2 separate regions of the Homo sapiens genome follow, and region 1 is linked to region 2. Evidence: read pairs that join two places in POLR2A ChIA-PET (ENCODE). Cell type or tissue: OCI-LY7. All regions are shown on one strand. Links, peaks and the distances in the headings refer to the core of each region. The heading gives the core; the rest is flanking DNA.

Region 1 (8,000 bases), core at 1-8,000, 110 kb after region 2:
ATATATATGTACAATATAATATAGTATATATAGAACTATAATATAATATAGTACAGTAATAAAACACACATACACAAAGAAATCTCTACTCTCACCACTTCTACCTCAATTTGTTTGAATGAGAAGTCTGCCCTGCTCTGAAGTGATGAGATTTTCAACTTGTTTGATTCTGCCACATTCAGTACTATTTCAGTTTTATGATACACTCTCCCTTAAAGAATTGCTAAATGATAAATCTGCTTATTTTTTAGAGCAATTAAATTAAAATTGCTTTTGCTTTGAAAATTTCAGAACTTTTTTGACAAATTAAATCTTGAAATCTTGTAAAAATGGAGCCGAGAATCACTACTCTAAACATTGGGTACAAAAATCTCTTTTGTTTAAAAGCAACTCAAAGCTCTGTAGAGATACTCATTTGTATGATGTGCAGACAGAATGGAGGGTTGATGGTAAAAATATTGTAATACGGTGAAAAGAATATTGGACTTGGGATTCAGATTCGAGATCAGAGTTTAGGCTTAGGCAAATAATTTACCTCTGTAAACTTCAAGTTTCTTAGCAGTAAAACAGGGATAATAACTGCCTTGATACTTCATAGGATTATACAAAAATATAACACTGGGCTGGGTATAGTGGCTCACACCTGTAATCTCAGCACTTTGGGAGGCTGCTTGAAGCTAGGAGGTCAACACCAACCTGTGCCTGTAGTCTTATCTACTCGGGAGGCTGAGACAGGAGGACTGCTTGAGCCCAGGCTTTTGAAGCTACAGTGAGCTATAATCGTGCCACTTCACTCCAGCCTGGGAGACAGAGTGAGATCCTGTTTCTTAAAACAGAAAAAAATTTACTGATAGACATTGTTCTAAGTGTATTATTGTATTAAATGGATCATTTAATTTAATCTTCATAACTGACATAGGAGTTGAGTAACTTGTGTGGTCAAATAGCTAGTAAGTGATGAGTAGGCTGGGCGCAGTGGTTCAAGCCTGTAATCCCAGCACTCTGGGAGGCTGAGGCAGGCAGATCACTTGAGGTCAGGAGTTTGAGACCAGCCTGGCCAACATGGCAAAACCTCGTCTCTACTAAAAATACAAAAATTAGCTGGGCGTGGTGGTGCGCACTTGTAGTCCCAGCTACTCGGAAGGCTGAGGCAGGAGAATCGCTTGATCCCGGGAGGGAGAGGTTGTAGTGAGCTGAGATCACGCCACTGCACTCCAGCCTGGGCAACAAAGCGAGACTCTATCTCAAAAAAAATAAAAATAAAAAGTGATGAGTAGAATTTGAACCCAGACATTCTGTCTCCAGACCTGGCATTCTTACTCACAGCTAAGCAAGAATAGATGGTTACTTTGCAAACCATCAAGTACTATACAACATAAGGTAATTATGAAAGTCAGAGAGAGTATATGACTTCTATAGTTCCACAACTGATTACTCAAATACAAGAACAGAACCAGTTCAATCCTATTTCCACAGACTTCTTCGTCAATCAAATGAGGATGATGTTTCCTATTACAGGCCACCAAACATTTTAGTAAGTATGTAAATAATGACAAAAGTGTATGGCCAGGCCGGGCACGGTGGCTCATGCCTGTAATCCCAACACTTTGGGAGGCCGAGGCAGGTGAATCATGAGGTCAGGAGATCGAGATCATCCTGGCTAACATGGTGAAACCCCGTCTCTACTACAAATACAAAAAAATAGCCGGGCGTGGTGGCAGATGCCTGTAGTCCCAGCTACTTGGGAGGCTGAGGCAGGAGAACGGCATGAACCTGGGAGGCGAAGCTTGCAGTGAGCCAAGATCACGCCACTGCACTCCAGTCTGGGCGACAGAGCCAGACTCCGTCTTGAAAAAAAAAAAAAAAAAAAGTGTATGGCCAGGCATGGTGGCTCATGCCTGTAATCCCAACACTTTGGCAGGCCAAGGTGGGAGGATCGCTTGAGGCCAGGAGTTCCGGACAAGCCTGGGAAACACAGTGAGATCTCATCTCTGAAAAAAAATTTTTTTTTAAAAAATTAGGCATGGTAGTGCATGCCTGTAGTTCTATCTACTTTGAAGGCTGAGGTGGGAGGATTGTTTGAGCCCAGGACAAGGGTTTGAGGCTGCAGTAAGCCACGTTCATGCCACTGTACTCTAGCGTGGATGACAGAGAGAGATCCTGTCTTTGGAAGAAAAAAACAAAAAGAAAAAAAAAAGAGTATGGCCATGGCCTTATAATATAGAAGGGGTCACATATTAATCTCTGAAAATGGATCTCTTTTTGGCTTTCATACAAGGCAACAGCCACAGAGTACGTACCTGAAAGCTGCCTGGGTTAATGGCTGGAGTATGTTCTAACTGTTCAGGACCCATGTCACACTGGTGGTTACAGAATGTGAATCTCACACTGTCCAAATCGGTTTTATTTTTAAAAGAATAATTCTATACATTACCTTATAAAAAGTAGGTAACCTAATTTTGATTTTAAAAGTGAATTGAGGCCAGATGCAGTGGCTCACACCTATAATCCCAATACCTTGAGAGGCCAAGGTAGGAGGATTGCTTGAGCCCAAGAGTTCAAGACCAGCCTAGGCAATATAGCAAGACGTTCTCTCTACAAAAAATAAACAAGTTAGTCAGGCATGGTGGTGCACACCTGTAGTTCTAGCTACTTGAGAGGCTGAAGTGGGAGGATCGCATGAGCCAGGGAGTTCAAGGTTGCAGTGAGCTATGACTGTGCCACTGCACCCCAGCCTGGGTGACACAGCAAGACTTTGTCTCAAAAAAAAGAAAAAAGCTTCTGCAGTAAGATATAAAGGAAAAAAATCGTTTAAAAAATGAATTGAGCATTTTGTGTGTCTACCACTCTGCTTGTGCTTTTTTTTTTTTGCTTTTTTTTTTTTTTTGAGACAGAGTCTCGCTCTGTCACCCAGGCTAGAGTGCAGTGGCACCATCTCGGCTCACTGCAACCTCCACTTCACTTCCTGGGTTCAAATAATTCTCCTGCCTCAGCCTCTCAAGTAGCTGGGAATACAAGGGTACGCCACCACACCCAGCTAATTTTTGTATTTTTAGTAGAGACGGGGTTTCACCATATTGGCCAGCTTGTCAAAACCTCAAAAAGCTTGAAAAACCAAATTTTTTTTGAGACAAGGTCTTGTTCTATCACCCAGGCTGGAATACAGTGATGCAATCATGGCTCACTGCAGCCTTGACCTCCTGGGCTCAATCGATCCTCCCACCTCAGCCTCCTAAGTAGCTGGAACTACAGGTGTGCACCACCATGCCCGGCTAATTTTTGTATTTTCTGTAGATACGAGGTTTTGCCATGTTGCCCAGGCTGGTCTTGAACTCTGGGCTTAGGTGATCTGCCCGCCTCAGCCTCCCAAAGTGCTAAGATTACAGGCATGAGCTACCATGCCCAGCCGAAATCTTCAAATGAAAAAGTTACTATAGCTAATTAATGATTTACTGAAGAGTTATGGGATGTACACGTTACCATTTTCTCTAAATCAAGATAAAGAGATGAGGAAAGAAAACACTCCAGTGGGGCATTCCTGTGACAAACAAATTATCAGTCTTGGGTTTTACCATATACTGAAATCACAGCCAAGATGAGCCACGCAGTCCATTCAGGGAGGTACTTGATAAACACCAGGGCCATGAGGGCACTAATCATAATGAGATATGCCTGCTGGAGTCGAAGTGGACCTTTCCAGTGAATGGAAATCATTCCCACCACACCAAAATTCCAGATCAGGAGTGCAACAGTAATGTAGTCCACAGCAACGTTATAGGTTTTAAACACTTCCCTGAAAAAAAATTACACAGATTTTAAAAGATGTACAATAATTTTCACCAAAACATTATTTAGAATAATGTGATGGCTCCCAAACATTAGATATTAATATCCCACCTTTATAATTTTACCATAACCTATATCAACTGTGCTATTATTTATTTAATACTTCCCTTTAAATTAATTTACTCTTTTTTTGTTTTTGTTTTTGTTTTTGAGCCAGGGTCTCATTTTGTTGCCCAGGCTGGAGTAAAGTGGTGCAATCACGGCTCACTGCAGTCTTTACCTCCGGAGATCAGGTGGTCTTCCCAGCTCAGCCTCCTAAGTAGCTGGGACAACAGGTGTGTGCCACTATGCCCAGCTAATTTTTCTAATTTTTTTTGTACAGATAGGGTTTCAACATGTTGCCCAGGTTGGTCTAAAACTCCTGGGTTCAAGCAATCCACCCGTCTCAGCCTCCCAAAGTGCTGGGATTACAAGCATGAGCCACGGTGCCTGGCCAATTAATTCACTTTTTTCCCTCAAGTTGAACAATTCACTTTTTTTTTCCCAAGCTGAACTTTTTCTTAATAGGAAGCTCTGTATCATTCATATAAATGGGAAACCAGTTGCACAGGCCATAACTATAAAAATGAGTACGAAGAGGAAAAAAGATCATATCATACCTAAAATGCCATACTATACTTTGGGAAATATTAGTTTAAAACATCTGAAATTAGAAAAAATTAAACATGTGCTAACAAATTTTATAGCTAGGACATAAATTTTCATACAATGAGATTTAGCAGTCATTAAAAATAGATATATGCAGGCTAGGCACAGTGGCTCACACTCTAATCCCAGCAATTTGGGAGGCTGAGGTGAGAGGATCACTTGAGGCCAGGAATTCCAGACGAGCCTGGGCAACACAGTGAGACTCTATCACTACAAAAAAATTTTAAAATTAGCTAAAGTTGATGGCACATGCCTGCAGTCCCAGCTACTCAGGAGGCTGGGGCAGGAAGATAGCTTGAGCCTGGGAGTTAGAGGCTGTGTGAGCTATGATCACACTACTGCACTCCAGCCTGGGCAACACAGCAAGACCCTAAAACTAAAAAAGAAAAGAAAAAAAAAATATATGTACGTATTTTGGAATTTCAAAGTGGGAGATAAATCATTTTTCCAGACAGTATCTGAAACCCAAAGTTTATGCTTAAATAAAGGTGTGCTTTCTTTCACCTTCAAAGCGGGAGAAGAATCATCATACACACACACACACTTATACATACACATATATACAAATACATTTTTTAATACACACATATAAACATGGAGTATAGGCATAACACACTGTTGCTTGAAAAAATATAGGATCCCATTTATGATCCCATTTATGCAAAGTAGTGTGAGAGAAGAGTAGATGAGAAATTGATATATTAATTCCTGAAAGGATGACAGGACTTATCTTTAGGTGGTGGGAATCTGGTCATTTTTCTTCTTTATAATCTTATATAATGTCTTTTTTAAAAAAACAATGAATGTTAAGTATTTTTATAATGAAGAAAATGCTATTTTAATTCTGGGGAGGCAAAATCCACCATCTAACAACAAAGAGATTGCAACTGTAGAAGATGCCTGAGGTAACTGAGGAGAAAGCAAGCACGCCTTTAGGCATAAACTTTCAGTTTCAGGTACCATCCAAAAAGATGATTCCTCTCCCACTTTGAAATTCCAAAATAGAGTAAACATTGAAATTTCTGGACGATGTAGATATTTATATTAAGCATTTCCAGTATCCTCAAACTAAAAAACAAAAACAAAAACAATCTATTTATTAATCTTTGGCCAGGTAACACATGAATAAGATATAAAATTCACAACAGATACTGTGAAAAGTAGGTTTTCTCCCCACTGTGCCCCATGGTTCCCCTCTTTAGAGGAAAGCACTACTTTTTCTTGAGATGGGGTCTTGCTATGTTGCCCAGGCTGGCTATGAACTCCTAGGCTCAAGCAGTCCTCCTGTCTCCACCTCCAAAAATGTTGAGATTACAGGTGTGAGCCACCGTGCCTGATTGGAAAGCACTACTATTAATTTCATGTACATCCTTCCAGAAAGTCTATACATGTCATATATATACTTTTCTACTTGACACAAATGATAGCATATTTTAATTTTTTTTTTTTTTTTTTTTAAATAGAGACAAGGTCTGACTGTCACCCTGGATAGAGGGCACAACCACAGTTCACTGCAGCCCCAAAGTCCTTGGCTCAAGTGATCCTCCTGACTCAGCCTCCCAAGCAGCTGGGGCTACAGGCATGCACCACCACGCCTGGCTAAGTTTTGTATTTTTTGTAGAGATGGAGTTTCAACCATGTTGCCCAGGATGGTCTAGAACCCCTGGGCTCAAAGGATCCTCCCACCTCGGCCTCCCAAATAGGTGAGATTACAAGTGTGAGCCACCACACCCAGCCTTAAAATTCTCAATAGATCTTGCATATTATCTTTTTTACCCCTCTAAGCTGTCAGTTTATTCACTTAAAATATCTATTTCTTCAGAAGCAGGAGCAGGGACTGCTGGACCTCAGTGTCCCCTGCCTTCCTCTGCACAGCCTGCACTAGCAGCTCTGAGTACAATGTACATAAGGAGGGGTAACCTGAGCTGGAGAGGGCCTGGAGCCACATCAGACCCCTCCACCCCGTTGTTGGCCTACAACTGGCTGTGGATCCAAAGGAAGTTAGAGGCCAGCTCAGTCTACACCTGCTACTGCTCAGTGCCCACCCGGTCAAGGGAGACCAACACATGGTAAAGGTCAAGGGCTTCTTGGAAGGCAGTCAGCAGCCTGTGCAAGATGTTCTCCACACTGCTCAGCTTAAGGGGAGCTGGGGGCAGGACCTCAGCTGGCATCTCTGCTTCACCAGTGTCCAGGGCTTGCACAATTCTTGTTTACTCGTAGATATTTAATCTTTTTTGCTGCTATCATAAATGGGACTTATCCTTTTATTATGTTTTCTAACTAGTTGTTTATGTGAAGGTTATTGATTTGTGTTTTCACTTTATTTTTTTGAAATGGAGTTTCACTCTTGTTGCCCAGGTGGGAGTGCAATGGTGCGATCTCGGCTCACAGCAACCTCCATCTCCCAGGTTCACGCCACTCTCCTGCCTCAGCCTCCAGAGTAGCTGGAATTACAGGCACCCACCACCACGCCCGGCTAATTTTTTGTATTTTTAGTAGAGGTGGGTTTTCACCACGTTGGCCAGGCTGGTCTCAAACTCCTAACCTCAGGTGAACCACCCGCCTCGGCCTCCCAAAGTGCTGGGATTACAGGCATGAGCCACGGCACCCAGACAGGGGACTTTTGTTTAATTTTGTAATCAATTAATTGCCTTACCAAACTTACTTAGTAATTTGAATTGGTTTTCAGTTAGTTCTAAAACAAAGTAAACAATCATTTTATCTCCAAATATTGGTAATTTAACCTTCTTTTCCAAATTATATAGTTCGTATTTCTTTCTCCTGTTTAATTGTGTTTGCTAGTCCCTCCAGAGCAATGCTAGATAATTGGTGATAAAGAAAACCTTCATCTCAGCCAGGCACAGTGGCTCACGCCTGTAATCCCAGCATTTTGGGAGGCGGAGGCAGGTGGATCACCTGAGGTCAAGAGTTTGAGAACAGCCTGGCCAACATGGTGAAACCCCTGCTCTACTAAAAATGCAAAAATTAGCCGGGCATAGTGGCAGGTGCCTGTAATCCCAGCTACTTGGGAGGCCTTGATGCAGGAGAATCGCTTGAACCCAGGAGGCAGAAGTTCCTGTGAGCCGAGATCACACCATTGCACTCCAGCCTGGATGACAGAGTGAGACTCTATCTCAGAAAAAACAAAACAAAAAACAAACAAACAAAAGAAAGAAAAGAAAACCTCCATCTCATTCCTGACCTTAATAGGCAAGCTTCTAGCTTCCCTATGAGGATGACATTGGCCTTTAGAATGAGATGCATACATTTTATAATGTTAGAGATTTAGTTATTTATTTATTTTTAGAGACTGAGTCACCCAGCCTGGGGTGCAGTGGTGCAATCATAGCTCACTGCAGCCTTGAATTCCTGGGCTGAAGCCATCCTCCCGCCTTAGTCTCCCATGCAGCTAGAACTACATGCACACACCACAACTGGCTAATTTATTTTTTGTAGAGGCAAAGTCTTGTTATGTTGCGCAGGTTGGTATCCAACTTTCAACCTCA
Region 2 (17,004 bases), core at 4,696-12,695:
AAGTAGCTGGGACCACAGGCGTTTGCCACCATACCCGGATAATTTTTGTATTTTTAGTAGAGACAGGGTTTCACCATGTTGGCCAGGCTGGTCTCGAATTCCTGACCTCAAGTGATCAGCCTGCCTTGGCCTCCCAAGGTGCTGGGATTACAGGCATGAGCCACAGCACCCAGAATTCTTTTCTTATGTTATTGGGGAAAATTTTTTTTTATGTCATGGTGATTTTATACTAATATATAATTTTTTACAGTGAGTCATTTAAAGAGTTTGGAAAACAGAGAGGGGCAAGTATTACCCATGATCTTACCCAGAATGTGCTTTTAAATGATAATTTTTTCTTTAATTTGGAATCTTTTGAATCTTTCAAGTTGCCATCACTTAATTCATCTCCACCCTAATCTACGAGAAATAGACTGGTGAGAGAGACTTGATTTATTGAGTTTGCTAGGTCAATTGTGGTTTGATGAAACCTCAAAATGAAGCATCTTACAGAACAGTATATGTTACGGAGTTTTTATCCAGTACAGTTCCTCATAAATTTTGATACTTTGTTATTCTTTGAATCATGTATGATTTGATGATCCAGGATAAATAGAACAACAGTAATCAAGAAGTGTTTTTATTAAACACTTTTACGTGAAAGTAAGTAGATAGAAGAATTGTTTGCCCCGATTCTGAATTTATGACTCATAGCCAGGAAAACCTTCTTTTCCGGAAGTTGCCTCTTGGACCTGACCACCATCACTTCCCTATTGTTGCATCACCAGCTGACAGGAGCAGTGTCTCCAGAAACTTTAGCAGTAGGGAACAGATAAACCTGGGTCTGTTACAGGCCTGTAATCCATTGTAAGCTTACAAACATTGTAAAAGAGGGGCAAAAAAACGAAGACCTGAAATAACTTTTTCCAAACTAATTAAATTGCTCATTGCCGTGGCCGGGCACGGTGGCTCATGCCTGTAATCCCAGCACTTTGGGAGGCTGAGGCAGGTGGATCACGAGGTCAGGAGTTCAAGACGAGTCTGGCCAGGATGGTGAAACCCCGTCTCTACTAAAAATACAAAAATTAGCCAGGCGTGATGGCAGGCGCCTGTAATCCCAGCTACTCAGGAGGCTGAGGCAAGAGAATCGCTTGAACACCGGGGGTAGGCAGAGGTTGCAGTGAGCCCAGATCATGACACTGCACTTCAGCCTGGGTGACAGAGTGAGACTATGTCAAAAATAAATAAATAAATAAATAAATAGCTCATTGCCTTAGGAAAGCCAATAATGCACTCAGCTTTTTAGGGATTATTACATGCAGCTTCATTCATAGTTGGCTATACTAGGCAAATACTTTATTACCAAATAATTACATGGCACTTAACATTTGAAAAAATGTTTTTATAATTTTAATGTATTTGAGGAACCCTATGAACTAAGTAATCTGTATTCCCATTTTATGAAGAAACTGACTCAACATAGAGACAGGAAATATTCTTAGGCCACCCTATTAGATCTCTTTTTAAAGCCATTTACTTGTATTTATATAGAGCTTTATAGTTTATTATGTGCTTTGACCTACTTTCTAATTTGCCATTCATAACAGTTCAGTGAATTGGACAGGGTAGTTCATGAAACTGCATTTTACAAATGAATAAACAGAAGCTCAGAGAGTTCACCCAGCTAATACTAAATGGCAGTGCCTACACTGAAAGCAAGGTTTTCTGAAACTTAGTGCAAAGTTCTTTCATCTACCCCATGTTGATGTTCTGTCATTCAAAAAGCATTCCTCTGCTTTCCTCGGGTATGCCTTAATTATAATGAATGGAGAAGTGTCTAATGCAGAGGACGCTAGACAGCCCAATGGCCTGAATACTTCCACAAACATGGATTGTATGGCCTGCACACAGTTTATAAATTTGAATTAGTTGCAAATATTTTAAACATTGAGAACTTTCAATAAATATCCTACTTTTCAGTAGGACATTTATCTTAAGAATTAGCAGACCTGGCAAAACAATATGCTTTCTGTGTGGCAACAGTTTCCTGACCTGAGTAGCAGCTATGCCCTTTGCCTATTCGCCACAATCCCTGCAACTCCCTGTTGTCCCTGCTTCACTCATTTGTTATGTGCCTTTAATTCTTGTAGGCATTTGAGTTTGTGAACTCCTCTCTGGGTTATGTCACTTTGATTTATTTTTCTTTGTAGCAACCACTTCTGACTGTATAAAAATCACCAAAAATATTATAATATCTGTTCTAACAGATCCTGTTAATATACTGCCAAATATAGTTTTTCAAGTTTTTATGTTTTTACAATTGCTAAATGGCACCATTAGAAATGGTTAAGTTTTAGAGAATGCATGGTTGAAAAGTAATATGTTGTTATGTTGTTTTAACCTAATTCCTGAGAGTAAAGGATTTCATGGCATTTATGACTCCACTCTTGAATTAGTATATTCAAATCTACATTCTATTTTATATTTCCTAAATTTTCTCCTCTATGACAACTTGTACTTAGTGCTTATCTTCATTCTGGATCCTATTTTTATTATTATTATTATTATTATTATTATTATTATTATTATACCTTAAGTTCTGGGATATATGTGCAGAACATGCAGGTTTGTTACATAGTTATACATGTGCCATGGTGGTTTGCTGCACCCATCAACCTGTCATCTAGGTTTTAAACCCCGCATGTGTTAGGTATTTGTCCCCTTGCCCCCAACTCTCTGACAGGCCCCAGTGTGTGGTGTTCCCCTCCCTGTGTCCATGTGTTCTCATTGTTCAACTCCCAATTATGAGTGAGAACAGGTGGTATTTGGTTTTCTGTTCCTGTGTTAGTTTGCTGAGAATGATGGTTTCCAGCTTCATCCATGTCCCTACAAAGGACATGAACTCATTCTTTTTTACGGCTGCATAGTATTCCATACTGTATATGTGCCACATTTTCTTTATCCAGTCTGTCATTGATGGGCATTTGGGTTGGTTCCAAGTCTTTGCTATTGTGAATAGTGCTGCAGTAAACATACATGTGCAAGTGTCTTTATAGTAGAATGATTTATATTCTTTTGGGTATTGGATCCTATTCTTTAAAAGTGCATCTGTGCTCATATATTGTTTCCCTCCCATTCAAGGGATGAACTATCTGTGTTCCTCACAGAGGCCAACTCCTCCACCAGATTCTTCTTATTCCAACTCTTACTTATTCTGGCAATGCTACCCCCTCTCCCCTCTATAATCAGTTTTCTTTCTCTAGTGGATCATCCATTAGCATAAAAATATACCATCTTCTTTTTAAAAAAAGGTTTCTTCTTGGTACCCTCAGTTCCTTCTTCTGTTGAACCCATTTAATCATCTCCACAACTTTTACCTCTGCCACCCCACCACGGCTGCCCTTATCTTCTTTTGTATTACTATTCCAGTAGTCCTATCGCCTTACTCAGACTATCAGCAGCAATTCACATAGCCCATCTCTCACTCCCCTTTGAAACACTATTCATTTGGAGTTCAGGGATCATACTTTCCCAGTTCTCCCCTTCGTCTGTGGACTCTTCTCAGCCTACACCTGTTAATGATCTCATCCACAGTGTGATGGCTTTAAATATCATTTATGTAATATATGCTGATGGTTTTGAAATTTATATCTCCATACATCTCCCCTGAACTCCATAATGGTATTTCCGTCTTACAAGCAATATAGCATAGGAATCAAGGTCCCAGCCTTTGGGGCCAGATTACTTGCATTTACTAGCTTTGCGATTAATGCCTACTTCATGTGATTGTTGTGAAGATTAGATGAATAAATATGAGTGAAGAGCACCAAATGGCCTGTTTTGGTAGATAGGTGTCAATATCATCATTATTAAACTTTTTCTCTTCGATATCTGCTAGTCACCTCACACTTTAATATGTCACAAATCAAATTCCCCCAAGGAGAGAAGGATCTTTCTCTCCTAGTCTTTCCCAGTCTCAATATACAGCATCTCTGTCCCTATGCTCTAGCCAAACCCTGGATTTGACCTTGACTTCTCTTTTTCTTATACCCTACATCCACTCCATCAACAGTTCCTGTCTGCTTCAGCCTTCAAGAACCTAATCAATTCTCACTATCTCCACCACTCCTACCCTGGTCCAAGCCAGCATCTCCTCTTATCTGAACCATTGCAGTAGCATCCTACTAGCATCCTACTACCCCTGCTTTCATTATTGTCCTCCTGCCATCCCCTCTTGAGAGATCAACCCGAGTGATCTTTTTAAGACAGAGGCCCGGCCGGGCGCGGTGGCTCACGCCTGTAATCCCAGCACGTTGGGAGGACGAGGCGGGCGGATCACGAGGTCAGGAGATGGAGACTATCCTGGCTAACACGGTGAAACCCCGTCTCTACTAAAAATGCAAAAAAATTAGCCGGGCGTGGTGGCGGGCGCCTATAGTCCCAGCTACTCGGGAGGCTGAGGCAGGAGAATGGCGTGAACCCGGGAGGCGGAGCTTGCAGTGAGCCAAGATCGTGCCACTGTGCTCCAGCCTGGGCAACAGAGCAAGACTCCGTCTCAAAAAAAAAAAAAAAAAAAAAAGACAGAGGCCCGATTATGTTGCTTCACTGTCCCATGTCCTCCAGTAGCTTCCTGACCTACTCAGAGTAAAAGCCAGTCTTTTAGGCCTTGTAGGCCATTGCATATGAATCCCCTCTTTTTCCTCTTTTATCTCCTCCTAGCCTTCCTCTTGCTCCCTCTGTTCCAGCCACACTAGCCTCCTCAGTATTCCTTAAACAAACCAGGCACGCTTTCACCTCAGGGCCTTTGTACTTGCTGTAACCTCTAGTCTGGAACGCACATCATCCAGATATATGTGTGGCTCACTTCCTCATCTCTTTCCCTTCACTCAAAAGCCCCATTCTCAGGCATTTACTGACAACTTCTTAAAAAATCCAAACACCACTCTCCCCCAGACACACACACACTCCCAATTCCTAGCTATTTTTTTTTTTTTTTTTAAAGACAGAGTCTCACTCTGTTGCCCAGGCTGGAGTGCAGTGGCGCAATCTCGGCTCACTGCAAGCTCCGCCTCCCGGGTTCATGCCATTCTCTGGCCTCAGCCTCCCGAGTAGCTGGGACTACAGGTGCCCGCCACCACACCCAGCTAATTTTTTGTATTTTCAGTAGAGACAGGGTTTCACTGTGTTAGCCAGGGTGGTCTCAATCACCTGACCTCGTGATCCACCCGCCTTGGCCTCCCAAAGTGCTGGGATTATAGGGGTGAGCCACCACGCCTGACCCCTAGCTTTATTTTTATCTGATAGGGTTTATCACTGTGTGTCATACCATACATTTTACTTGCTTATCTCTTCCTCACTGAAATGTAAGCTCTGTGAGGACAGTGATCTCCACCTGTTTTGTTTACTGCTGAATCTTCAGTACCTAGAATAATTTGTGGTCCATAGTAGCTGCTCCAAAATATTTGAATTAATGCGTAAAGGAATGAATGAGAAATGTACTGCTCAAGTTCACCCTGTTGTGGGAGGAATCAGATAGGTAAAGACATGGTTACCAAATTGTGTGACAGTAACAGGTGCTCCAGGAGCAAAAAGGAAGAGTGAATGTGAAAGGTTGTAATGAAGGCTTCTAGGAGGAGATGACACCTAGGGCTGAGCCTAAAAACTATGAATTCCAGTTAAACTAACTTAGAAGAGAAAGAGATTTCAGACAGAAGGAACAGCACTATCAGGGACATTGGGATGAGAGAAAACATGTTCCACACTCATTCATTCATTCATTCATTCAACCTAGGGGTGTTGAGAAGGAAACAGAAGATGAGACCCAGATTTCGTTCATGGATGACCAAGGGGTTGGTGGAATCACTCATTGTGAGAAGGGATAAATTTGGTTTTGGACAGGTTGAATTTGAGATGCCTCTAGAATTTTCATTTCAGCTACTATATACCTTTGAAATATGAACTTAATATTGGAATAATCCCTAGGTCTCCCCTCCCCCAATTGAAGTGATTTGGCAAACTAGAAGAGCTAAATTGCCTCCCCAAAATCTCTCCTTTACTGTGTAGTTCATGACATGCTCCATCCTTGTGTTTTCCTAAAAGCCTTTAAGTGCCCCTCTCATTTAAGAAAGTACAGGAATAATGAACCTTAGTGTCTGAGACTAAAAGTTATTGTACTCTTCCTGAGCACAGTACAATCTCAAATCCTGAAGAAAGTTGTGTTTCTGTCCTTTCACTGCTTTGTTCTTTGGGGTATATTCACTGGATTTTGGAATTATAAGACAAAATTTATTGATTACACCATTCTGTTCAGAAATTCAAATATTAAATTATAGACTTCAAGGCTTTTCTTTTCTGATTTAAAAAGCAATGAAGCTGGGTTTCCTCTGAAAAAAGTCTCGTTTGTTTATTACAAGGCACACTGTATCATGGTTCCCTGGTTTATATATCACCATTACTCTGTAATGCCTGCCTCTGTGTAGATGTGACGGAAAGACTGACCAGTGATTCTTTACACATTGGGAACCTTTGAAGACCTCTTTGGTTTGTAGCTGAAGGAACTTTGCACAGTAGAATTGCAAATCACTGTTGTTCTGAGAGTGACTTGCTCTGCCCTAATTGGTCTGTTTGCTGCTGTTGCTTCTTAATATTTCAAAGCTATGCAAAATGATGTTTCCATGTGTCTTTATAGCATTTCTTCACTTCAGCTTACATTAGAACATCTGCTTAACCCTTTTGCTCTTACCTAGCGTATGCCCGCAGAGCTGTCTTGCCTCCAAATGTCATTTTTATTTTTGTTAATTAATGGCATGCTCTTATCTCACTGGTGATCTTGGGGATCATAGAATTTTAGAGTTGGATGGCACCTTAAAATAGGTAGGATATAAATACATTTGTCAGAAAAAAAAAAGAAAATGAATTCGGGGACACAGTTCCAACAGGTCTAATATTTCAGTATAATGAATTATCTTTCCAAGAAGATTCAATTAATTATAGAGATTGTGATTGTATCAGATGTCGCAAACTATGGCCCACTACTGTATTTGTTTTTGTAAATAACATGTTATTGGAACACAGTCATGCCCATTTGTGTACATATTGTTATGGCTGCTTTTGTGCAATGATAGAGTTGAGTAGTTGCAATAGAGATCATATGTCCTGAAAAGCCTAAAATATTTTGTTGTCTGGTCCTTCACAAAAAACGGTTGCTAATCCCTAATTTCAACAATTTAAAAACTCATTTCGGCCAGGCGCGGTAGCTCACACCTGTAATCCCAGCATTTTGGGAGGCTGAGGTGGGCGGATCACCTGAGGTCAGCAGTTCAAGACCAGCCTGGCCAACATGGTGAAACCCCTTCTCTATTAAAAATACAAAAATTAGCCATAGCTGGGCGTGGTGGCAGGCACCTGTAATCCCAGCCATTTGAGAGGCTGAGGCAGGAGAATCGCTTGAACGCAGGAGGTGGAGGTTGCAATGAGCCGAGATCGCACCACCGCACTCCAAGCATGGGCGACAGAGCAAGACTCTGCCTCAAAAAAAACAAAACAAAACTCATTCCTCCAACTCCAACTCATTTCTCCTAAGGATAACATTAATTATACTGATGAAATAAAAGAGCAGTGTAAGAATCTTTCCACCTACCATGTATATCACCAACTTGTCATTTTCATCCTTTTTCAATTTATTTTTAAAAAGTGGTTTCAGCTGGGCATAGTGGCTCACATCTGTAATCCTAATACTTTGGGAGGCTGAGGTGGGAGGATCACTTGAAGCCAGAACTTGAGACCAGCCTGGGCAACATAGCAAGACCATCTCTATAAAAATAAAAAAGTAGCCAGGTGTGGTGGTACTTACTTGTGGTCTCCCAGCTACTCAGGAGGCTGAGGTGGGTAGATGACTTGAGCCCAGGAGTTTGAGGCTGCAGTGAGCTGTGATCACACCACTGTGCTCCAGCCTGGGTGTCAGAATAAGACCCTGTCTCTAATGAAAAAAGAAAGAAAGAAAGAAAGAAACAGTGGTTTCTACTTAAAGAAACAAAGCCTGGAGATAGGTAGATAGCAATTGGTTATTTCAGTTGCCTTTTACTGTACGTAGCTTTTATATTTAGGAGAAAGTCATCTTACAGTGTGCTGAGCTTGTTACTATTTCTGTGCCATTTTCCATTTTATGTTCCTTCACCAATTTTTTTCGTGTTAAGATTACCTGTGCATTTCTCTTCTGGTACAAGTTTCCTGATTTAGTAATTTGTAATAGATCCACTGTATGTTGCTATTTTCTTCAGTGTCAGAACCTGCTTAGTTGCTATATTGGTTTATATCTACCCATAATAAAAGGTTTTAAGGAAGATAATAATTTTAAAATACTAAGCTGGATATTTATAGTGTAGAGTAATTACTTGAGAAAGTTATACTTTCATTTTTCACTTTTGGTTAGCTTGATCCTTCTGCTCAGATTTCACCAATTTAAATTCCAAGTTACTAAAGTTCTGTCCATGTTAGATCGGTTTTCTTTGAAAAAAAAAGGATTTTTGTCTTTATTGTGAAACTTTTTCATGATACATTTGTCAGTGTGAATTCTACCTATAACTGAAATTATTATTAAAGTAGAAAGTGTTAGAGCAGCGATGATAAAATAATTCTGAATGTCTGAACATCTGTGTTGCCACTTCCACATTTTTATTAGTTCCTGAAGCATGTTTTTTTTTTGTTTTGTTTTGTTTTGTTTTTGAGATGGAGTCTCGCTCTGTCACCCAGACTGGAGTGCAGTAGTGTGATCTTGCTTGGCTCACTGCAACCTCTGCCTCCTGGGTCCAAGCAATTCTCCTGCCACAGCCTCCAGAGCAGCTGGGACTACAGGCGCATGTCACCACGCCCGGCTGATTTTTGTGTTTTTAGTAGAGACGGGGTTTCACCATGTTGGCCAGGATGGTCTCAAACTCCTGACCTCAGGTGATCCACTGGCCCTGGCCTCCCAAAGTGCTGGGATTACAGGCATGAGCCACCATGCCTGGCCAGCATGTTGTCTTTTTAAAGAGGTGTTTGTGCCACTAAGATGTATGTAAATTCTTTTTTTTCTTTGTTTCTTTCTTTTTTGAGATGGAGTCTCACTCTGTTGCCCAGGCTGGAGTGCAATGGTGCGATCTCAGCTCACTGCAACCTCCACCTCCCGGGTTCAAGGGAGTCTCCTGTCTCACCCTCCCAAGTAGCTGGGATTACAGGCACCTGCTACCACACCCGGCTAATTTTTATATTTTTAGTAGAGATGGGGTTTCGCCATGTTCGTGAGGTTGGTCTCGAACTCCTGACGTCAGGTGATCCACCCTCCTCGGCTTCCTCCCAAAGTGCTGGGATTATAGGCTTGAGCCACTGTGCCCGGCCTGTATGTAAATTCTACATTTGATATTTAATGTAGTTTTTTTTCAGTCCTTTGATTAGTTAACTGCGGCCTGATGGCCTAGGGTACTGGTTTCAAGTAGACAGTTTTAGGGCAGACAGTCTTCTCTCAGCCATGTTTATCTTCTTTTCTTAAAAGTGCTCAGAAATCTTAGTTTATATGGTCAGAATGAAAGACTCAAGTTTACAAATAATATGGAAGTATTGGCCAGGCGCAGTGGCTCATGCCTGTAATCCCAGCACTTTGAGAGGCTAAAGTGGGCGGATCACCTGAGGTCAGGAGTTCGAGACCAGCCTGGCCAACATGGCGAAACCTCATCTCTACCAAAAAAAATACAAAAAAATTAGCTGGGTGTGGGGCCATGCACCCATAATCCCAGCTACTCGGGAAGCTGAGGCATGAGAATCACTTGAGCCCAGGAGACAGAGGTTGCAGTGAGACTAAATTGCTCCACTGCACTCCAGCCTGGGCGACAGAGTAAGACTCGTCTCAAAAAAAAAAAAAAAAAAAAGAAATGTGGAAGTATTGCAACTATAGAATTTGTGAGAGGAAGGCTGGGCTTAATTTCAGCTATAGGCATCTCTAATCATTAATATTTCAGTACCTGACTTAAATAACTATAATGTGGCAAACTATAATGATGTACAAGAACCCACACCCAGAAGTATGAACAAATACAAGAATTCGTATTATCTGTTTTCTTCCCCTCTTCAGAGAGATCAGAGGCCATGAAATATGACAAATATGATTCCTTACTGATACATTAGTACAATACTATAAAATTATTAAGGCCTATCTCAAAAAGCACAATTTTTTTTATTTTTTTTTATTTTTGAGATGGAGTCTCGCTGTGTCACCCAGGCAGGAGTGCAGTGGCGTGATCTCAGCTCACTGCAACCTCTGCCTCCCAGGTTCAAGCAATTCTCCTGCCTCAGCCTCCTGAGTAGCTGGAATTACAGGCACGTGCCCCCACACCTGGCTAATTTTTTGTATTTTTTAGTAGATATGGGGTTTCAGCATGTTGGCCAGGCTGGTTTCGAACTCCTGGCCTCAAGCGATCCACCTGCCTTGGCCTCCCAAAGTATTGGGATTACAGACATGAGCCACCACACCCGGCCACACATGTTTTTATAACCATATAATTGGGATGTGTGTGGTGATTTACACCTGTAATCCCAGCACTTTGGGAAGCCAAAGCAGGAGGATCGCTTGAGCCTAGGAGTTCAAGGCTGCAGTGAATTATGATTATGTCACTGTGCTCCAGCCTAGGCAGCAGGGCAAGACCCTGTCTCTACAAAAAATTGTTTAAAAATTAGCTGGGTATGGTAGTGCACGCCTGTAGTCCCAGCTACTGGGGAGGCTGAAGTGGGAGAATTACTGGAGCCCAGGAGTTCAAGGCTGCAGTGAGCTGTCCTGTGCCACTTGTATGGCAGCCTGGGCAACAAGGCAAGACCCTGTCTCCAAACAAACAAGCATATAATTGGGCCAAGAAAATGTTACATTTCCCTGAATATTGTAAGGAGACTAACTGGAGAACAGTCCCATTCTAAACTGACCTTTTATTTTTCCCTTCTTCAGTCTTCCAACCTTGAAGTAGTCCTATCTGTTGCCTCAGATACTGAACACTGCAGGCTACAATTATACAATGAGCAGATTGATTAAACTGCAAATTTAAATATCTTAGGATTGTCAGTGCCATTTGGCAATGTTGTATATCACTGGTCAGCTGTCTCCTGTTTCCTACAACAGATATTTAGCGTATTTTTTCTTTCAACAAATATTTCTTGAACTGCTACTCTGTTCCAGATGTTGTTCAAGTTCCAGGGATACAGCAGTGAATGATAGATGGAAGAAACCTTGCCCTCATGGAGCTTACCTTCCAGCAAAATACTAAATGTTACATGAGGGTTGGTTAAATATGAGCAGTTACTGTTGCTGGTGAATGACTCTTCTACCAATTTGCCTGGAACAGCCCTATTATAACACCCATTTATCAGTTTTAATAGTCATCTCTCCTTTTTTTTATTGTACTTTAAGTTCTAGAACAATGAGAACACTTGGACACAGGTAGGGGGACATCACACACCGAGGCCTGTTGTGGGGTGAGGGGAGGGGGGAGGAATAGCATTAGGAGATATACCTAATGTAAATGACGAGTCATCTCTTTCATTTTCAAAGGGTTCCCAGTTTGTAGAGTAAATTATATGACCGTCCTTGTTCTAAACCTTTCGTATACATTAATTCGTTTAATCTTCACAGTAACCCTATGAGGTATATGAGATTATTAACATCATTATACAGATGTAGAAAGTGAAGCATAGAGAAGTTAAATTAACCTGCCTTTGATCATACTAGGAGTAACTTGCAGAACCAGAATTCAAATCCAAACAACAGCTTGGTTCCTAGTCACCGTACTAGACTGCCTCCATACTACTGTTCTAAATCTTTAATATTTTACTCTGCCTGTCGTCTTTCCTCTCCCCAGCAAAGTAAAGCAGGTAAATTAAAACCATAAATTCACAGATGAATTTATGGTTCTCCAGAGTGAATTTCCTCCACTTGCTACTCCCTCCTTTACAAATCTGTCTTCATCTCTACTCGGCCTCACTTTATCCCTCCATTTCATAGGAATGGACATCTCTCCTCCTGTCTAAAACTTGTATTCTAGCCCCATCTCACCCTGCATTTTGTTGGACTTTGTTCTCTAAATTACTCTTCTCTTTTTCTTGGGCCTTCCGTTTCCATTGTTCCACTGGCTTTTCCCATTCAGCACGTGAAGAGGATGTCATTGTTGAAAATGTATATCACTCTTTTAAGAATTCTGCTTTACTATTGGGAGAGGTTTTTAAAAGTTTATTAATAATATAATGATGATAATGGCTACTAATTGTTACCCTATTTAAATTCCAGGTACTGTATATAATATCTAATCCTTTTAACAAACTACAAATATTTTACGGATGAAGAGATGGAAGCTCAGTGGGCTACATAACTTTCTTAGCTTATGAATAGTAGCGCTGAATTCAGTCTCATATTTGTCTTAATCCAAAGCCCATTCTATTTCAAGTATAACATGCTAGTTTATCACAATTCTTACAGACTTCCCTTGATGCTCTGCCTGTGTCTTATTGCCCTGCAGCTCTCCTTTTTATAGAAAAGCTTTGTAAAAAAAAGTATTTAATACTTGTAGACTCTTCTTGCCTTTCATTTACTTCTCGACCCATTCTAGTCTAACTTCTACTTCTGTATCACGATCCTCCAAAGAAACAGAACCGCTAGGAGATATGTCATATTATATGACATATATATGTCATATCATATATATGACATGACATATGTCATGTCATATATATGACATATATGATACATATATGACATATATATACATATTATCTATTTTAAGAATTCACTCGTGATTGTAGGGGCTGGCAGGCTGGCAAGTCTGATACCTGTAAAGCAGGCCAACGGGCTGGAAACTCAGGCAGGGTTTCTTCTCCAGGAAACCTCAGTTTTTGCTCTTGAGGCCTTCAACTGATTGGATGAAGCATACCCATACTACCAAGGCTAATCTCCTTAACCTAAATTCAATTCATTGTAATAATATTTACAGAGTAGCTTCTAATTTGCCCATAGAATCAAGATCAAAGTCCTTATCAGGAATAGAAGGCCTTCTGTGATTAGGCCTTTCCTACTCTATCTCCCATTACGCCTTTCCCATTGCCAAGTCTACTTACCAAGCCATACTGAAATATTTATAGAGCCCCAGACTTGCCATGTTGTTTGCTTCCATGTCCTGTACTGCTGTTTCTTCTGCCTGGCATGTCCAGTACCTCTGTTACTTCCCTGTCTCCCTACCCCTACCTAAGCATCAAGAAAAATTATTCCAGCACCCAGTTCAGTCTTCTCCTTTGTATAACCTTCCCCAATTCCACAAAGAGATTTGATTATACCTTTTTTCTGACATCATTGTACCTTGTTCTCAGCTCTACTGTAGCATTTACCTACGGTATTCTTTATTTTTTGTCTGATTGTTGCCTTTCAGTAACCTTCCAGGTATTTCCACTGGCTGGCATATTATAGGCACTCATCAAATTTATGGTGGTGGTGGAGATGATGAGGCCGAGTGGATCACAGGTTATTTCAGTAAGGCCATGTCCTCATATCAAGTTTTCCTGGGCTTGGATCACTTATAGAGGAGAATGGTAGTTCTAAAAGTCTCCCTTGTCGCTTCTAGAGGCTGCTGCGCCAACCTTAGCACCAGATTCCTTTTGATCTATACTTTTTATGATAATCTGATACCTATTCTCAGCCTTCATATTGCTTTTGTTTTATTTTGCTGTATCCTTGAGGCAGTTAAAAAGAAAGGACACTGTTAAATTACTATTACATTCCATCACAGGAGGAATTATGCATCAGCTTGTTCTCATGTGATTCTCATGTGCCAAAAAGTATTTTCTGAGCCAATAAAAAGAAAATTATTTTTTCAGTAGTTTTTAAATCTTCCTGTGTCCCCAAAATGTCTCCATGAATTTAATGTCAAATTAAAAACCAAGCCAAGGCTGGGTACAGTGGTGCACACTTGTAGTCCTGGCTACACGTGGGGCTGGGACAAGGGGATCACTTGAGCCCAGGAGTTCAAGGCTGTAATGCTTTATGATCATACCTGTGAATAGCCACTGCACTCCAGCCTGGGCAACACAGTGAGACCTCGTCTCTAAAATTATTAGAGGCTGGGCACAGTGGCTCACACCTGTAATCCCAGCACTTTGGGAGGCTGAGGCAGGCGGATCACTTGAGGTCAGGAGTTCCAGACCAGCCTGGCCAACATGGTGAAACTCCGTCTCTACTAGAAATACAAAAATTAGCCGGGCATGGTGGCAGGTGCCTGTAATCCCAGCTAGTCGGGAGGCTGAGGCAGGAGAATCACTTAAACCCGGGATGGGGAGGTTGCAGTGAGCCAATATCGCATCACTGCTCTCCAGCCTGGGCGACAGAGTGAGACTCTGTCTCAAGAAAAAAAAAAAATTATTAGGAAAAATGTCTGTGTTAACTCTGAGAGAACAAATAATGGCTTTTTAAAGACTGTTAATAGAATAATGAAGACTTACTGTGTTTTTAACGTGAAAATTTTAGGTGACCAAGGGTCCTGCTATAACATACTGGGGGTCATAGGATAGTAGAATGGTCAACATCTCAATTTAGACATGTTACTTCCTGCTCTAAATACACTTGTGGACGCTACTTGTGGTGTAACTCCTTATGTATTTAATAATTATCTGACTCTGGTTTTCTTGGTTGATTTTTTTAAATGGGTGAAGAATCTAGTTATGAATTCTTTGCCCTTTATGGAATGTGATATCTTGGTTTTTATTCCATCTGTTACTTCCCTTTTACTTAATTTTATCTTATTGTTTTGCGTTGTGTTTCTAAAATAATGGCTTTGGCTTGTTTTTTCCTGAATGTTTCTGCAGTTTGGTTTGAGTATCTGGGTTTGGGCACCACTCCTGAACTTGGACTCCATCTGTACTTGTGACTTTTGGAAGGCAGAGTCAGTGTTTTCTGTGGAAGATGACATTTTTTTAATATTATATATGTGTATCTCCCCCTCCCCTTTTTGGTTTCTCTTAAAAGACTGGAAAGAAAGCAGTTAAAGCAGTTCTGTGGGTCTCAGCAGATGGACTCAGAGTTGTGGATGAAAAAACTAAGGTAAGATTCTTTATTTTTATTTTGATTTATTTTATTTTTTTTGGAGATGGAGTTTCACTCTTGTCACCCAGGCTGGAGTGCAATGGCACGATCTCGGCCCACCGCAACCTCCACCTCCCAGGTTCAAGCGATTCTCCTGCCTCAGCCTCCCTAGTAGCTGGGATTACAGGCATGTGCCACCATGCCCAGCTAATTTTGTATTTTTAGTAGAAATGGGGTTTCTCCATGTTGGTCAGGCTGGTCTCGAACTCCTGACCTCAGGTGATCCGCCCACCTCGGCCTCCCAAAGTGCTGGGATTACAGGTGTGAGCCACTGCGCCCGGCCTCGCCTGGCTAATTTTTGTATTATTAGTAGATACGGGGTTTCACCATGTTGGCCAGGCTGATCTCGAACTCCTGACCTCAGGTGATCCACCGGCAGCCTCCTAAAGTGCTGGGATTACAGGAGTGAGCCACCACGCCTGGCCTAAGGTAAGATTCTTATAAGCTTAAATGGGACTGCTCATATGTTTTTTAAAATCTCTAATGATCAAATATAATACCCTTAAGCTGTTGAAGGGTATTATATTGTTGAAGCTTTATCCTTCCACTTAGTCCAAAGTACAATCTCCTGAGAGACTATTTAACGTTCAGGAAACCACTTTAGTTACTCATTTACTTTATGAGAAATAGTATTCTCTCAACATATTGTTCTACATGACATAGCATGTCTAAGGTACTAAGCATTAGCATTTAGTGTTAAGATCTGAGTTCTTTTTTTTTTTTTTTTGAGATGGAGTTTCACTCTTGTTGCCCAGGCTGGAGTGCAGTGGCACGATCCCAGCTCACTGCAACCTCCACCTCCTGGGTTCAAACGATTCTCCTGCCTTAACCTCCCAAGTAGCTGATTACAAACACAGACCACCATGCCCCGCTAATTTTTGTATTTTTGGTACAGATGAGGTTTCACCATGTTGGTCAGGCTGGTCTTGAACTTCCGACCTCAAGTGATCCACCCGCCTTGGCCTCCCAAAGTGCTGGGATTACAGGCATGAGCCACCGCTCGTGGCCTATTTTTGTTCTTATATATTTTTTAATAAGTTTCCACTCTCACAAATTTGATACAATAGATGATAGACTATCCTTTTACCATGTTTTAAAATTAAAAAAAGATGGACTCCACATCTGAAATTTCTTCTTGCTCTGAAGAAAACACTATTTTAAGAAAATGATATTTGAACTAATTAACCTGGCTTTTGACTCAAAACTCAATTTAAGTGACATCTTAAGGACTAGTGAATGGCTCTTTGGTTAACATTTACTTAGAATCCAAATAATATCTCAAATCATAGGTACCATTTTGCATTTGAGAGACAGTGATCCTAAATGCCTAAATAAGAATAGACACACAGCTCTACCCCTAGAAAGCATAGGGTGTTATATAAGTACATTTAATTGTTAATTAAAATTTCCTAGAATACCTAAAGTCAGGAAGAAATTTAACAAGAAGATAATTAAAAAAAAAAAATTCAAATGCCACTGAAAGGGGAGAAAGTCTGGCAGGTAAAAAGCAGTTTTGATAGGCAACTTGCCTGGTAAATTTCAAGTGGTTTAATATAGCTGCATTTTAGTTATTTGACCTTATTACATTGCATACTTTTTTTTAAGTTCAAGAGAAGCAATAGTCTTCACTTTTAGTACATTACTGTTGGAAACAGTGATCATTTTAATTATTTTTTGGAACTTGTGTAGTTTTCATTAGTGTTTGGATGAAATTTGTTATACTTGAAAGCTATGTATTTAATTGTTTTATACAATAGTTGGAAAGTGATATTGCCCCCTTGTGGCTACTTACACCACTGGCATTCATTAGTTTAGTTTTTTCCACACTGAATAGTAGTAATTAGTAGTCATTGGTGGCTTGTCACCATTGGGACCATCTTCCCACC

Evidence for each region. ChIA-PET counts read pairs that join two places held together with the same protein. Peaks named below come from ENCODE experiments on the same cell type or tissue, not always from the same donor. Only the 100,000 strongest peaks of a DNase experiment are listed, where the experiment ranks them.
Region 1: POLR2A ChIA-PET joins it to region 2 with 5 read pairs; 4 of 35 experiments call an interaction of 5 or more read pairs at or near these places.

What each region holds. Positions count from the first base shown.
Region 1 is chr14:73,188,437-73,196,436 of GRCh38, reverse strand. PSEN1 (presenilin 1) reads right to left here. Exons shown (of 12, transcript NM_000021.4): 7 at 3,573-3,793. Among named protein-coding and RNA genes, the nearest start is that of PAPLN, 45 kb to the left of the region's middle. In OCI-LY7, for the core only: no CTCF peak of the experiment used is centred there; no DNase peak of the experiment used is centred there.
Region 2 is chr14:73,295,283-73,312,286 of GRCh38, reverse strand. NUMB (NUMB endocytic adaptor protein) reads left to right here. Exons shown (of 13, transcript NM_001005743.2): 7 at 15,002-15,076. Among named protein-coding and RNA genes, the nearest start is that of PAPLN-AS1, 58 kb to the right of the region's middle. In OCI-LY7, for the core only: no CTCF peak of the experiment used is centred there; a DNase peak (open chromatin) is centred at 8,786; H3K4me3 peaks cover 1,160 bases; H3K27ac peaks cover 1,887 bases.